2 separate regions of the Homo sapiens genome follow, and region 2 is linked to region 1. Evidence: read pairs that join two places in POLR2A ChIA-PET (ENCODE). Cell type or tissue: K562. All regions are shown on one strand.

Evidence for each region. Peaks named below come from ENCODE experiments on the same cell type or tissue, not always from the same donor. Only the 100,000 strongest peaks of a DNase experiment are listed, where the experiment ranks them.
Region 2: POLR2A ChIA-PET joins it to region 1 with 5 read pairs; 2 of 35 experiments call an interaction of 5 or more read pairs at or near these places.

What each region holds. Positions count from the first base shown.
Region 1 is chr13:59,490,943-59,498,942 of GRCh38, forward strand. All of the region lies in intron 4 of LOC107984625 (a long non-coding RNA gene), which reads right to left. Among named protein-coding and RNA genes, the nearest start is that of DIAPH3-AS1, 520 kb to the right of the region's middle. In K562, no CTCF peak of the experiment used is centred here; a DNase peak (open chromatin) is centred at 3,829.
Region 2 is chr13:60,105,732-60,113,731 of GRCh38, forward strand. It overlaps DIAPH3 (diaphanous related formin 3), which reads right to left. Exons shown (of 28, transcript NM_001042517.2): 3 at 6,279-6,455. Among named protein-coding and RNA genes, the nearest start is that of DIAPH3-AS2, 35 kb to the right of the region's middle. In K562, no CTCF peak of the experiment used is centred here; no DNase peak of the experiment used is centred here.

The sequences.
Region 1 (8,000 bases):
AATGATCAACAACAGAAACCCCAGGGCCCCTTTCTTCTGGCCCCCACTTCTATTTCACTCAGTTCCCTCATCTGAAAAATAAAACCACTGCCCACCTCACAGTATCATGATGAGCTCCTTTTTATTAAATGACAGAACAAATAAAAAGGAGCTAGCACAGTGCCTGACATACAGTAGATAGTTTAAAAATACAGTCATCCCTTGATATCTGTATGGATTGGTTCCAGAACCTCCCTCAGATCCCAAAATCAGCGATGCTAGAGTCCCTGATGTAAAGGGGTGTAGGATTTGCATATAACCTATGCACATCCTCCTATATACTTCACATCATCTCTAGATTACTTATAATACCAAATACAATGTAAATGCTATATAAAGAGTTGTTGTATAGTGAATAATGACAAAAAATCTGTACATGTTCAATACTGATACATTTTTTTCAAATGTTTTTGATCTGCAGTTTGTTGAATCCGTGGTGTGGAACCCATGGGTACAGAGGGCCGACTGTATTCATTTCTTTCCTTCTTTCCTTAAGCTACAGACAGCCCTTACTAAACACTGTTAAGGGACTAATGGCTTAAGGTAAAAAGACTAGTGGGAAGTGGGGAATTAGTTCTGTCATTAAGCCACTGCTCCTATACCATATCTACTGATTTATTCTTTCCCCAAATGTGTGTTTTTCTAAATGTAGATAGGTCAGAAAAAATGGCTTCAATATAGGAATTAAATGAGTATAATAATAGTAATAATCACTAATAATATCTAGCTTCAGAAGTGTAAGAAAATTGGCTTGTTTCTTTAATAGAAAAGTCTACGGTTTTCTTTTTTGGTCCCTAGAAAACTGAATCATGATTTATTCCTGTGTGTTAGGAGGGGATCTGTTCTGCTAAAATCATTAGATTTATTTAAGTTCACACAACAGAAGGAGACATTCTGGAGGCTCTTTTTCATTGTTAAATGAGCACCTATGTGGTAGTGTCACAGATGAAGGAGATAAAGGCACTTTGAGGAATAAAAGAGAAAAGGCACTTTGAGGAATAAAAGAGAAAAGGCACTAGCATAAAAATTAATCAGATTAAGTGTATTAGTAGATAGAGATCTGCAATCTGTTTTCTACACCCCCTGTGTGACAACATGATGAAGGTAATCAGGAAAACTACTGGAGAGGGCCCACAGTTTAAAGACCAATATGCTAGAAACAAAGGCTTCCCTGAAGTACTCTTTATGATGCTACACCTAACTCTCAGCAGGACAGCTAATTTCTCACACCAATCAGTCCATTGCAAGAAATGCTGAGGTGGAAAAAAAAATCCCTGCTGCACACTTTCCTGTCTTTCCCCAGATTCTAAATCTTCACACTGAAAATAATTTGCAAGCACAGGCATCTCTGAGATTCAATGGATTTTCCCTACCACCCCTCTTTGTTCCTTCAATCCTAGAGGGATGCTCCAAGCAGACAGGAAATGTGACCCAGAAGTGTGGCGACATATTTTTGTCTTGTTTCAGGAAGATGAGTGTTTCTCAGTCTCCTCTAGTTGAACTCACACATTCCATCTTTGGAGAAAGTTTTAAACAGTTCCGGCTTATTCAGAGTCCTTCTTAGGACCAGTTTAGGAAGCTGCCTGCAGGGACACAATGGCTGTGGTGGGCACAGCACTTTGAATACATACCTTCAGGGATGGGAGTATGCTACTGATTTTGTTTTTCTTTTCTTTTTTTTTTTTTTTTGAGATGAAGTTTCACTCTTGTTGCCCAGGCTGGAGTGCAATGGCACGATCTCAGCTCACCACAACCTCCGCCTCCCGGGTGTCAAGGGATTCTCCGCCTCAGCCTCCTGAGTAACTGGGATTACAGGCACCCGCCACCACGCCTGGTTAATTATATATTTTTAGTAGAGACGGGTTTCTTCATGTTGGTCGGGCTGGTCTCGAACTCCCAACTTCAGGTGATCCGCCCGCCTTGGCCTCCCAAAGTGCTGGGATTACAGGCATGAGCCACTGCGCCCAGCCAACTACTGATATTTTCTTATCATGACTTCCTGGGCAAGATTTTTTGTTACCAATCAATATCCATCCTAACCCAGGTCACACTTCAAGAATCTATTTAAACGATCCTATACTGACTAACAGCTTGATAGAATATAATCACATAAACTTCAAATTAGTTATAATTTTTCCCTTTGAATATAAAATGTTATTTAAAGTCTTCCTAACAAAATAAATGAAAAATATGTGGATATTCCACAGAAATCTCTATATCTAGGCAGCCTTTACCTAAGTGAAACCAGTCACAGAAAATGTATCCATATTAACCAATAATTATTGATTTACTTTCATTTATCAATAATTCATTTATTTCCATATTGAAACAGGATTTAAGGGTAAGGAAATCAGGGATGATTAAAGTAAAATGTCTTGGGTTCAAACTGACACCAAGAAGCCTAAACATGCTCAGAGATGCCATTAGTCAATATGGAAAATGTGGGCAATCTAGGAAAAACCTGTTGTCTTCCCACTCCAACCCTGAGCAGCCCTGTGGGCCAAGAGTTTGTTGAACAGAAGTAGGGGGGTCTAAATTTCAGACCCCATGTTCTACCTCAGCCAGGTGCATTTTTACATTTCACAAACAATTCAGTCACCGAAAGCAGCCCAGGCCACATTCTACAGCAGAGTGAGAGCAGATCAGTAATGAGTCCTTGCTTAATAACAGAAACTGTCTTGCAGGTGAATCTTTGAAAAGGTGGCCTCTCCTTCATCCTTGTGGTTATTCAAGTGAAAGTGAAAGGTTTCCCTGTCATGACATAAAACTGAGCAAAAAACAATCACCATATCTCTTGCCAACTTTGTCTCCTTGACTCAGGAAGATTTTAAATATAGAACAAATACTGCTTGCATCAGTAGCAATCCAGCCTCTATGTCACTATTGGATTAATAATGCTTTAGGATACATATCTCCAATATGAAAGGCTCTATCTAGCACACCAAATACCCTGATACAAGAACACTTCCTACTGTAGGCATGGCTATAGTAGTATATACTCAGTGTAATAGATGAGCAGTTATATTCTTTAGATATATAGAATAAATTTTATCTTTTGAAATGAAAATTCTAACACATTACTCTTCACAAGAAAAAAAGTCATAATCAGTTAAGACATTAGAACCCACCCAAATAATTTCTTCTGAATCATCTCTCTATTTGCTCGACTTCTCCCTTGCCCCCATGCTCCCACTGTCTGTAGTTACCAGATAGTAAACATGAATGCTGAATCAAGAATGAAAGAAAAACAGAAACATATATTTATGTAAACTTGTATTGATTCAACTAGGGAGAAACCCCACAGCTTTCAAGGCCTGAGTCACAAATCATTGTGATCAGAAATGCTGATGTGCTAGGAATGCACAAGTATTTTTGCTTATTATCATGGCCCAGGCCTGTTGCAGAGCAAGAGTTAAGCTGAAAAACAGTAAATATGGTTTTAAGCTTCCATTTATCAGGCAATATTTTGGGAAAGGGAGGACACAGTGGTGATGAGTCCAGGCTTGTATATTGAGCTCTACACTCAGTCACCAAAAGATCCACATTTGGGAAAATCAGAGGGAGGTCACACCACCTTTCCAAACAAGAGAAAACTCTGTTCTTCCCAAGATGACCTGAAATGTTCTAATTATTGGTTATTCCCTCTGGTCGGTGATGCAGCCAACAAGCACGTAGAGTTCAGTGAACCCACAAGCGCACAGCTGTTATCTTTGACTTATGGCCAAAACAAAAATTGGAACAGAATTTACTCAGACAAGTGTAAAGGCTTCTGTTTAAAACAGCTATTTTCTAAGCCAGATAAACAGCTTTGAAATGGAGAAGAAATGAATCCTTTCCTAGAATGTCTGAACCAAAGTGAGGTCAGCATCTTGAAGACAAGATGTTAACATAGATTACCCACACGGCTGCACAAGTCTCCCAAAGCATGAGACAGCCTCCACACCTCTGAGTTATCTGTAACTTTTTTTTTTTTTGGGGGGTCAACTTTTTGTGTTTTGGAAACAACTTTCTGCATTTGGGAAAGGTGGCTATGTTTAGTTAGTTGGTGACATAAAACATTAAGAACAGAGAATTGCTGTCCTGGAAGCTTCTGTGAGCCAGCAATTGCATAGGCTAGTGGCCTCTTTGGCCAGTAGCATCAGAGGCTCTTATGTGGCAGTTTGAGGGCAGAAAGAAACAGAGTGGTATTACTGTGGGCTTGAGTTAGTGATTCCGGCCTTTGAATTTCCACTAAGAAACATTAGCAAATACCCAATTTTTTATAGGTGGCAAAGGGACTGGTAAGAAATAGCTGGTAGGAGAAGCAGGGAAAAATCACCCTCCCAGTTACCTACACAAATACTGTGTGTCTGTGCTAATCTGGCAATCCATCTTACAATCACCAAACAGTGCAGAGCAAGGAAGCAATTCGCACTGCAATAGTGCTCCTCAGAGCTTTTCATAGCTTGATGCCTATTGCAGCTGCTTATATTGTACCAGCAGGTGGGTATAAAATAGCAGATTCCGGAGCCTACAAAAGCCGTGTCCCAGGGTAGAAGAGGAGATGATTTTTTTTCCAGTAGAGTGAATATGCATATCAATGTACCTGAATGGAGAGCTGGGTCCTGGTGAGCTGTCATCAGCACCAAATCTGTCTGTACTTCCATCTCAAGTGGTCTATTTGAGCGATAACAAGGCTTATGTAGCAAGGGTTTAAAAAGCCTGCTTCTCTCTTGATTCTAGGGGGTTTACAGACTACGTCTGCAGTGCGGACAGCCTTGAGCCCACTATCAACATTCATTCATTCCCAAATTCTCTCTGCACTCATCATTTGCAGCAATAATAAAATCTCACCAGTTTGGAAGTCCTGGGTTTTCTAGAATAGTAAGCACCAAGTATCCAGACATTGTAAGAACAATTATAACTACATGGCATCGTGGCCTGTTCTAATATACTCTATCGTTAAGGCAGTCAGCTGCTTAATTAGTGTCAACTTCATACCCAGTGGGCAGGGATAGTTATCAGAAGCCCACTGAACAAATGGACGGGACGTTTCAAACCTTCGAGCATCAAGCTTCTCCAAAAATAACAAGAAGTGACAGCTGAAGTCATGCTTAACAGAATTGGTTTAAAAATGTGAAATGGTTTTTAAAAGCAGCACTGCCTTCATATTGGGTGTGAATGAGGCTTTGTATGAAATATTATAGGAGGGGAAATCCCTAATAAAGCTGAGACTCATGCTTTGTTCTCAGTGTCTGACAATTGGATCTCTCTAGATAATACTTGAAAGGACTGAGAGGTGTGGCAGCAGATGGGTGGGAGGCCAAGGCTGTGTAAAACAACCCTCTGAGAAAGAGTTTCAGCGAGCTGCATAAGCGGCACCATCAGGACCCATCTGTGTAACAATTCCAGGACTGTTGCTTATCTGGTCATTTGTTTTCATAAAATGAGCAAGGAGAATCATGCCTGCCACATTCCTTGCCTCCCTTAGACCGTATGTCTCCTGCTGGTAGTTGTCTGGTTATTTTATTTTACCCTTTCACCACCCGATTCATAGCTTTCTTAGAATCCTCTAACACTGGGGTCAGAAAAATTTTTCTGTAAGAGGACAGATAGTAAATAGATTAAAAGTTTGCAGACCATACAGTTTCCATCACAACTACTGAACGCTGAGGTTATAGCGTGACAGCAGCCACAGACAACACACAAATAAATGGGCATGGCTGAGTCCCAAGAAACGTTATCTACAAATATAGGTTGGGTGTCACATTTAGCCCACAGCCACAATTTGGGGATCTCTTCTCTAAGACACTGTATCTTAAATAAAGTCAGCTGTGGGAAATACTGTGGGTTTTATTTAGTTTTCTACACTTCCATAACTATCTGTGGTAGATTCTTAGAGCAGCAGCTCCCTCATTTGTTCATGCCTCCCACTCTCCAGGCCCCGGGGAGTTTTCTTCCATACTGACGGTTATGGGCTGAATTGCATCCTCCCAAAATTCATATGCTGAAGGCCTAACCCTTAGTACTTCAGAATGTAACCATATTTGCAGATAAGGTCTTTAGAGGGATGATTAAGTTAACAATGAGGCCATAACCCCTAATCCAACATAACCAGTGTCCTTATAAGAAGAGGAAGAGACACCAGAGATGCAAACATAGAGAAAAGACCATGTGAAGAGGCAGCAAGAGGGCAGCCATATGCAAGCCAACAAGATAGGCTTCAGAGGAAACAAGCCCCAGACACCTTGATCTTTGACTTTCAGATTCTAGAACCATGAGGAAACAAATTTCTGTTGTTTAAGCCACCTAACTTAGGGTATTTTGTTATGGCAGCCCAGGGAAACTAATATACTGACGCTGGGCCAATCATGTGACTTTGGCCAAGGGGCAGTAGCAAACACGATATAAGCAAAGACTTGGAAAATGTCTCTTGCTGCTCTTGAGAGTCCTGCCAGCAACTAAGTCTGGGCTAATCTGCTGGATGGGGCGATAACATGGCCAGTCAGCTCATCAAGTCAAACCCCAGAAGCAGCTGCCTAGCTGACTGCCAGCCACCACACATGCATGAGAGACTCCAACAGAGATCAGCAGAAGAGCCACACAGCTGAGACCAGTCCCAACTGTGGACCCACAGAATATTGCTATTGTTTTAAACCATGAAGTTTTAAGGTAGTTTGTTACATACATGAGGCAACTGGTATACCACCTACCCACTTCCCATGTTTTCTCTACCCTAATACTCAGACTATCTTCTTTGTCTCTTGCTTACTTGGGCTGCTTCAAAGCGGCACTCCTTTATTCAACTCTGGCCTACCCTCTCCAACCAGCTGGTAGTTCAGTCTGGTGCCTCATCCACTCAAGACACCACTCTCTGCTGGGTGAGCATATTCATTTTCTCTTGCTATGATAACAAATTACCATAAACTTTGCAACTTAAAACAGCATGCACATTTATTATCTCCAAGGTCTGTAGGTCAGAAGCTTGACACGGATCTCACCAGGTTAAAATCAAAGTGTCGGCAGGACTGTGTTCCTTCCTGTAGGCTCTGAATCAGTTTCCTTGCTATTCAGATTGTTGGTAGAATTTATTTTCTTGCTGCTGTAGGATGGAGAGCTCTGTTTTCTTGCTGGCTGTGAGCTAAGGGGTGTTCCCAGCCTCCAGGGAACACCCACATGTCTCAGCTGTTAGTTCCTTTCTTCCATCTTCAAAGCCAGCAAGGTAGGTCAAGTCCCTCTCATGTTTCAAATCTCTCCTGCCTCTTCATTTATCACATTTCTCCGACTCCAGTGAGCAAAATTTCTCTGCTTTTAAGGGTTTATGTGATTAGATGCGGCCCACCCTGATAATCCAGGATGATCTCCCTATCTCCAGATCCATAACCTTGATCCCATCTGTAAAAAGCCCCTTTTGCCACATAACATAGCACATTCATAGGATCTAGGGATGAGGATGTGGATATTTTGAAAAAAGAAGGGATACATTATTCTGACTACAATAGTTGGCAACTTGTGGCAATGAAATCAGAGACTGCCTGGCAGTGGTGGCTCATGTCTGTAATCCCAGCACACTTTGGGAGGCTGAGGCAAGAGGATCACTTGAGCTGAGGAATTTGAGACCAGCCTGGGCAACATAGTGAGACCCCTTGCTTTCAAAAGAATTTTTGAAAATAGCCAGGTGTGGTGACATGTACCCGTAGTCCCAGCTGCTCAGGTGGCTGAGGCAGGAAGCTCTCTTGAGCCCAAGAGGTCAAGGCAATAGTGAGTCGTGATCATGCCACTGTATTCCAGCCTGGGCAACAGAGCAAGACCCTGTCTCAAAAAAAAAAAAAAAAAAAAAAAAGAACAGAGAAAAAGGAAGAAATCACAGATTCTAGTTCTCACCAACTCTCCATTACAATGGGGATTTTTACAAAGCTAACTACAAACTCGATGTGGCCCAATCCCCTCCACAACCACCATAGAGCAGCCCCAATAGTCTA
Region 2 (8,000 bases), 610 kb after region 1:
TTTAGATTGTAAGAAATAGAAAATGTTCACGATATAGGAAAGTAGATTTGTAAAGAATACTAATACTTGAAATAAGCTGCTGGTAGGAATCTATAGCAGTCAATAAACACTTAAGAGAATTAACACAAAGGGGTCTTTGTTGGTTTTTCTTTTCATTCAGACTCTTGGTTGACCCTTAAGATATTCCTTGCACACTCAACACAAAATTCATTTATTTGACCAAAGTAATAGCTATGCATAAATCTTTAACACCAAGAATTAAAGAGAATAAAGAAAGAAAAATTGTCATTAGTATGTACCCTAAGAGTGGCAATATGGAATAAGCTTAGCAAGATGAACCCTCCCCACCTCTATACCAAAAATATCAAAAGAACATGGTCACATCTGATTTTTATCGGTTCACCTGAGCCCTTCTTTTCTCCTCTGGAAAAACAGCTCTTAGATATTAAGGTTTATTATACAGTTGTGGTGACTAAGACAACAGACGTAAATGCAGAACTAGACAAACGAACTGATGGACAAAAATCAAACCTCAGAAACAAACCCACATGTGCACAAACTTGATCTATAACATTAGAGATATTACAAATCATAAAAAAGAATGAACTATTCAAATAAATGCTGCTGGAAAAACTATGTGGAAAAAAATTGGATCCACATCTCACATCAGGCATAGAGATATATATTTCTAATAATTTTAAATGAAAATATAGGAGAATAGATTTATGATGTCAGGATAGATTTCTTCAATAATATACAAAAAGGACAAACCATAAAAAGTTTGATAAATCTGACCACAATTTTACATTTTTGTACTTCAGCTCCCCTTTCCCGCTAACAAAAGTAAAAAGACAAGACTCGGTCTAGGACAAGATATTTGCAACACATATAAACTGAACACATGAGTATTATTCTGGCTATATGGGAAATTCTACAAATCAATATGAAAAAGACGGAAATCTCAAACAACAAAATGGGCAAAAATATAAACAGAAAATTCACAGAAGAGTAAAGCAAAGGGCCAATAAGCATGTGAAAAGATGTTCGGACACATTTATAATCAGAAAAATATAAATCCTTTAGTATGAGATATGCTGTTTACATTTGTTTACTTGCAAAACTTAAAAAGTCTAATACTAATGCAAACAGGGATGTTCTACAAATTAACCAGCCTGCAATCTTCAAAACTTTCAAATTCATAAAATACAAGGAAACATACGAACTATTCCAGACTGAAGAAGATTTTAAAAACATAACTGAATGCAACATATGATTCTGAACTAGATTCTTTTGCTATAAAGAGGATATTGGTACTATTGGTAAAACTTTAATAGTGTGTGAGGTAGAAATTGATCAGTGTTAACTTTCTGATTTTGGTGGCTATATTGTGGTCATATAGAAGGAAGTCCTTACTTGTGGAAAACATACACTGAAGTATTACAGGATTATGGGGCATTGAATCAGCAATTTACCATCAAATATCTCAGAAGAAAAAAGGTTTTGTTCCGTATAACTGTATTCTTATACAGACAGAAAAAAAAAAGGAAAGTTTCTTCAGTGTATGGGAGCAAAACTATTGGATTCAGGGTACTGTTAACCTCAGGGAAAAAAAGAAGATAAAAGCGGGAATTAGAAGAATTACACAAGGGATTTCACTTATATCCGTGGTGGTATTTTTTATATTATGTTCTATACTTTTTGTATGCCTGAAATACTGTATAATTTAAAAAAAACACTGCAGGACAAAATTAGATTCCACTCTATGTTATACACAGAAAATTGTTTCAAAGTCAAATATTAATGCCTTTGGTATTATCTAAACCAGGTTTCCCACACTGAAAAGCCAATGTATGTATTAAATAGTAGGTCATCTAAGTTCTTACTACCAGGACATACTTCAAACATACGCTTAAGAGATGACGATGGCATTTTATAAATGTGCTTTCTCCTACATTACAAAAAAGCCTGATAAACATCTTCCCAGTAAAAGAATAGAACATCACTATTCATACTTAAGTACTTCGTGCAATTTTATCAGGTCATTTTTTCTACACTTACAACAATTCTAGACAGGAAGTCCAGAATTTAAATAATTTTTGTCAGAATGATTTTGGTATCATTGGAACTCATTTAATGCCTGTTAATGATAGCATTCTGATAGATGAGCTTTCTTGCATAGCTTTCATTCTCTCAACCGATAGTGAAAATAAGAAAAGGTATGAATGCATGAAAAAAGCTATCTTCCATTCATTATTTTAATGTTTTTGTGTTATTGGGCTGACTAGCAATTAAAGCTAATCTCCATCTAAGTATAGTGTCTAAGGTGAAGAGAAATATAGTATCCTAGAAATCTTAAGTTAGGAAGCTGCACTTAACAGACATTTGTTTGGAATGATAAACCAATGGATGATACTGCATGGATATAATCTAATGGGAAGACAGATATCTAAAAAGTGAAAAGTAAAAAAAAAGAATGAATTTCACAATAGACTCATAAGCAGTTTTGAGAGGCAGGTTTAAGGAATCCTTAACTCAGCACATGTGAAGATAATTAAAGAAAACTAATGTTTAAACTAAGATTTAAAGTATGTATAAGGCCAGGCACGGTGGCTCACATCTGTAATCCCAGCACTTTGGGAGGCTGAAGCGGGTGGATCACTTGAGGTCAGGAATTCGAGACCAGCCTGGCCAACATGGTGAAACCACATCTCTACCAAAAATACAAAAATTAGCTGGCATGGTGGTATGTGCCTGTAGTCCCTGCTACTCAGGAGGCTGAAGCAGGGATTGCTTGAACCCGGGAGACAGAAGTTGCAATAAGCCAAGATCATGCCACTGCACTCCAGCCTGGGTGACACAGCAAGACTCCGTCTCGAAAAAAAAATAAAAATTAAAAAATGAAGTATAAGAAGTCTCTAACAGAGGCATGGAGGGAGATAAATGGCAGAGAACACTGCAGTATCCTAGATAAGAGGTCATGAAAGCTTGAACTAAAGCAGGGGGGAAATAAACTTAAGAGCTAATGAAGATAGAGAAGTAAATGGATGTGACTGATGCCTTAATGAGATCAACTATGACTCCCAAGTATGACTTCAGTGGGGACTTCTGAGATAAGAAATTAAGAGTGAAGCAGAAATTTTGGTGAGTGGGTGTGTGTGTTGGGGGGAGGTGTGTGTGTATTTAGGAAATATGATGAGTTCACTTTCTGATGTGTTGAGGTTCAGCATCTTTTAGAGAGCTGGATTATAACTGCTCTTCTGTAGAAGACATACCAAGGTGTCACAATATAAAAGATATTCTCCATGAAAGGGCTCAAGTCTCCCAAAAGGAGTACGCAGAAAACTCAAGTGTATAAAGATAAGACTGACAGGCAGAGGCAACACTGAGAGGAAGTAAAAGAACACATAGAAGGATATGGAGAGTAAACTGGAAAAAACTGGCCAGAGAGAAGGAAAATTAGGAAAAGTGAAGTGTGTGTCACAGAGACACACACTTCTTTCACACGGTGTGTGACTGCCACAGAACCAGTCAAGCCGACCAGGATTTCTCACTTACAGAACTATAATAAATGTGTGTTGCTTTAAATCACAAAGTCCGTGGTAATTTGTTACGGCAGCAATAGGAAACTAATACAACACTCTAGGAAACCAATAGATACCTTAGGCCAGCAAGTGCTCATTCCTTCCCTCCCCCGACCCCAATCTAGTCTTGGAAGAGACAAATTCAGTCCAGAGAATAGGGAAGAATGGAAAAGCAAGATGGAGGAAAAGAGGCCAACCACATCCCCAACAACTGCCCCTACTGGAGACTAGAAATGGAACAAGCTTGAACAAGGGAAAAGGAGCAGCTTTCTTTGGGTGAAAATTAATTTATATTAAGCTAGGGTTTGTATTATCTGAAACCAACAGGAAATCTCTGGAACCTACCTGGGACTTTTAACCAGGATCAGAAGAAAAATAAGCTCAGAGGGCTGATTTAAAGGTGCAACAGCTGGAATAAACTAGCCACTTCCAACTTACACCTATCATGTTCACCTTGTTCAAAAAACACTACTTACAGGTATCTAAGAGTTCAGGAGTAATCACTGAAATTGACTTCAGAAACGTAAGTTGTAAATGTAGTGATGAACACAACTATTTCACGTATCTAATAGTCATACAGAAACCAATATGGGCTTTCAGCTAGAATTTCAGCTTTCACCAAAAGACAAACGGGGGGAAAAGTCTTTAAGTATAACTAAAAATTCAACACCACTTTTAAGAATGCACACAGAAACTAGACTATTACCCAGAGACCAAGTAAATCAATTTCCCAAGTGAAATGAGTATGAATGTTGAAGTTATTACACTGTACTTCACATTCATTAAGTAATCAAGTCAGCACAGTCTTTCAAAGGACTGTCTTGAGGAGGGAAAAGAGGTGTTCTTCAAAACAAAGTTGTTACTTCATGTAAAAATTACTAAATACCTTTGATAATGATAAATAAGAACAATCATTGTAAAAATTGCACAATGCCAAAGCAAAGAACCTAGATGCAAACTTTAAATAGTATAAAGCCTCTGTAGGTACAAATGCCAAAAGGTTACCATGGCTGATTATTCAATGTTGCTTTCTCAAGAGAATTCTTATTAATAAAAATGTAACAGATACGTACAAGCCAAAAATCAAGCCAGTTTAAATCTAGCATTCTCCACAGACATAGAAATAGCTCTAAATTTGTCAAAAATATGGTACCCTGAGAAGTTTGAAAAATATCCTAATCCACATTTAAAGAAGGCAACAACACCCTTCAAAAGCCTTTCAGCTTCAGAATCAATAGCAGTTTTTCCCTACAGAGTACTGTAGTATACTCAAGGAATCAGTAAGGGAAAGAAAGAATCTGTTTCTTATTTTTTAAAAAGGGCTTAGTTGTAATTGTCTCATCCCTTAGCAAATTGGACAGCCCTGAGAAGGCAACAATTTCATTTTATTTCTGCTGAGTTACTCCAGTGAGGGTTTGATCACCAAAATCTAATGCCAATAGGTAGACCTGCTTAAGGGTGAAAAAGTGATCTGGCCCAGTTATTTTAAAAGTATTCTGTAAATATTTCAAAAATGCTGATATTCATCTGACCTCTAAATAATATTAAAATATATAGTATTAGCCCCCTCCCAGCTACGAGTAACAGAAAACTAACATAAACTATATTCAGTACTTTCTAGGTAGTTGTACTTTTAACTTGTGGAAATAAAATGTGGCCTCCATAAATGTTTAACATCAATGGGCTACTTAGTCCACTTACTCAGATGGCACCCTCAATTATGATGAAATTTTTTAACTTAGTAGCCACAAGTGAACCATAAAAGTGTCATCCTGAAATCTCATGGATGGATAACCTAGGTGAGTGGTTCGATATATAGTGCACGGATGGGAGAAAAGTGCACTTTACGATCTTGAGTCCTCAAAGATAGTACTGAAGAGAGTTACCTTCATATAGGCCTCATTAACAGAGGCAAAGGCTAACCAGAAAAAGGTTAGGCATCCAGAAAAAGACGTAGAAAGTGAGTTCAAGTCTCCACAGATCTAAGTGTTGCAAAAAGAACCTGTTTATCCTAAAAACTAAGAAAAGAATAAAACAAGTTAGGTCTAAGATCCAGCCCATAACAATGCAAACAGTAGAGCACAGTGACTGTCATTTTAACATGGACTGGACTCAGACCACTTAGATCAGGGGTCCCCAACCCCGTTAGCAACTGGGCCACACAGCAGGAGATGAGTGGCAGGCCAGCCAGCATTACCAGCTGAGCTCCGCCTCTTGTCAGATCAGCAGTGGCATTACATTCTCAAAGGAGCACAAACTCCATGGTGAACTGTGCACGCTTCTTATGAGCATCTAACTAATGCCTGATGATGTGAGGTGGAACAGTTTCATTCCAAAATCATCTCCACCACCCCCCAAACGCTCATGGAAAAATTGTCTTCCATAAAATCAGTCCCTGGTGCCAAAAAGGTTGGGGACCGCTGACTTAAATATCTACTCAAGACAAAAATATACCGTTCGATACTTTGGAGTATTTGTTTTCACATACTCTTTACAAAACCAAAACCTGGTATGTTGTTTTTCTTCAGATTTCATATTTTTGTAATCCAAAAACTCTTTGTGGCTGAAGTGCTATCTTAAGTGACATCAGAAATTAGCCTATGGAGTATGACTACCAAAAATGCTTAGAGTTCCATTAACATGAGCAAAAGCTAAGGCTTTTTCCTCAAACATTTCCTAAAGAATCAAAATTCTTACCATCATTTTTTCAAAAAGTTCTAAGAGTTCATTCTCTGACAGTGGCTTTGGAAAGTTCTCCATCATCTCTAAAGGTGCTGCTGAGCAATCACTGCTTGCAAATGCAGTCTTCAGGTTGGGAAGTGGAGGTCTCTCTTTCTTGCTCCCTGGAATTCTTATGCTGGCAAATTTGTCCAGCTACAAAGAAAGACAGAATGACACACGTGTAAGTATTTCCTTTCCCAACATTTATCTCATCTCAAAAATGAGAAAAACAAAGAGGGCCAATCGTGTTATCATTGTGATTTCATCAAGAGGCATTCAGCATTGGAATATTTAAAATTAATAATAATAAAGAGTGGTGAAAATTTTTCAGCAACCATTCTATCTAAAGATTGAAGAGAGCTCAGACAACATTGAAAGATTCCTTCTAATCTTAAAACCACACATAGATTTGAGCTTCTAATGACAGGTGACCTTTGCTTTATATATTAGCAAATTAAGCAGTTTAGAAAGATTACTTAGATAATTTAGTGTTGGTCCCAAACTAGTACTCACTGTCCCATCTCCCACCCCCTCCTGGCCCCTCTGCCTATTGCCCTTTCCATAATGCATCCTGTCTCTCGGAGTGGGGGTGGGAGGGGAACATGATTTAGGAATTTTTAGGAATTGAATTCTACTTATATCTTCATAGCTTAGTGGCCTGATAAACTATTTATCTTTGTTCAGGCTGGTCTGTATGTGAACTTCTTGAATATCTACAGGGCAAAATGGTTAAGGCCTTAAGAAATAAACCTAGATTTTTGTTGCAATGAAATTTCTTCTACAACTAGATAATCAAATAGCTTGCTGACATTCAAAAAAGCATAGATATTAGTTTACAAAGCTAATTATTCATTTATTCAAAATTGTTTGAATTTCACAAGTTATATTGCTCACAAAGAACCCAGACTCATACATTTCATGACTAATACAATGTTTCAACAATCAAAAATGCAAAAAGTCTTAAGCTGAACCAGGCATCAAGAATAGAAGTATACTCAAACAGCACAGTGATTCCATGAGTTTTTTTTTATCATTGTTGTATACATTTTTAAGCTACTGTTCTCACCACGTATACTGTATATAAACCTGTACTATTCATTATGGTAGCCACTAGCTATGTATGATTATTAAATTAAATTGAATGATATTAAAAATTCAGTTCCTTCATTGGACTAGCCTACATTTCAAGTGCTCAAGAGCCACATGTGGCCAGCATACTAATACATATAGAACATTTCCATCATTGCAAAAAGTTTTAATGGACAGAGCTGGTATAGCCATTAAAAACGTCTGATACCTCAAAGGTTCAATTCAAAAGGACAATTAAGTCACAGTATTGTTTATTCAATTCACTAAAGAAATAGGATTTCTTCAAATAATGAGATGTAAAGATAAGTATTATCTTTCAAAATAGGTTTCTAAATTTACTATGAAGATAATGTCTAGGAAAAATACTATGTACTGCACTCACCCATGGTCCACCTAACATCACTTAAACATTAAAGTACTAAGAATACGACAGCTTTCTGTAGGATTTAGAAAGTTGTCATAAAACACCACTGCTCTCATTCTAACCACCAAAACAAACCAGAAAACGTATAAAGTTATACTTGCTGTTGTCGTCAACCCAACAGAAAACTGAAGACCCAAAGAAATCTACAAGAATCAAATACCAGAAAATGACAAGCTGCTCTTATC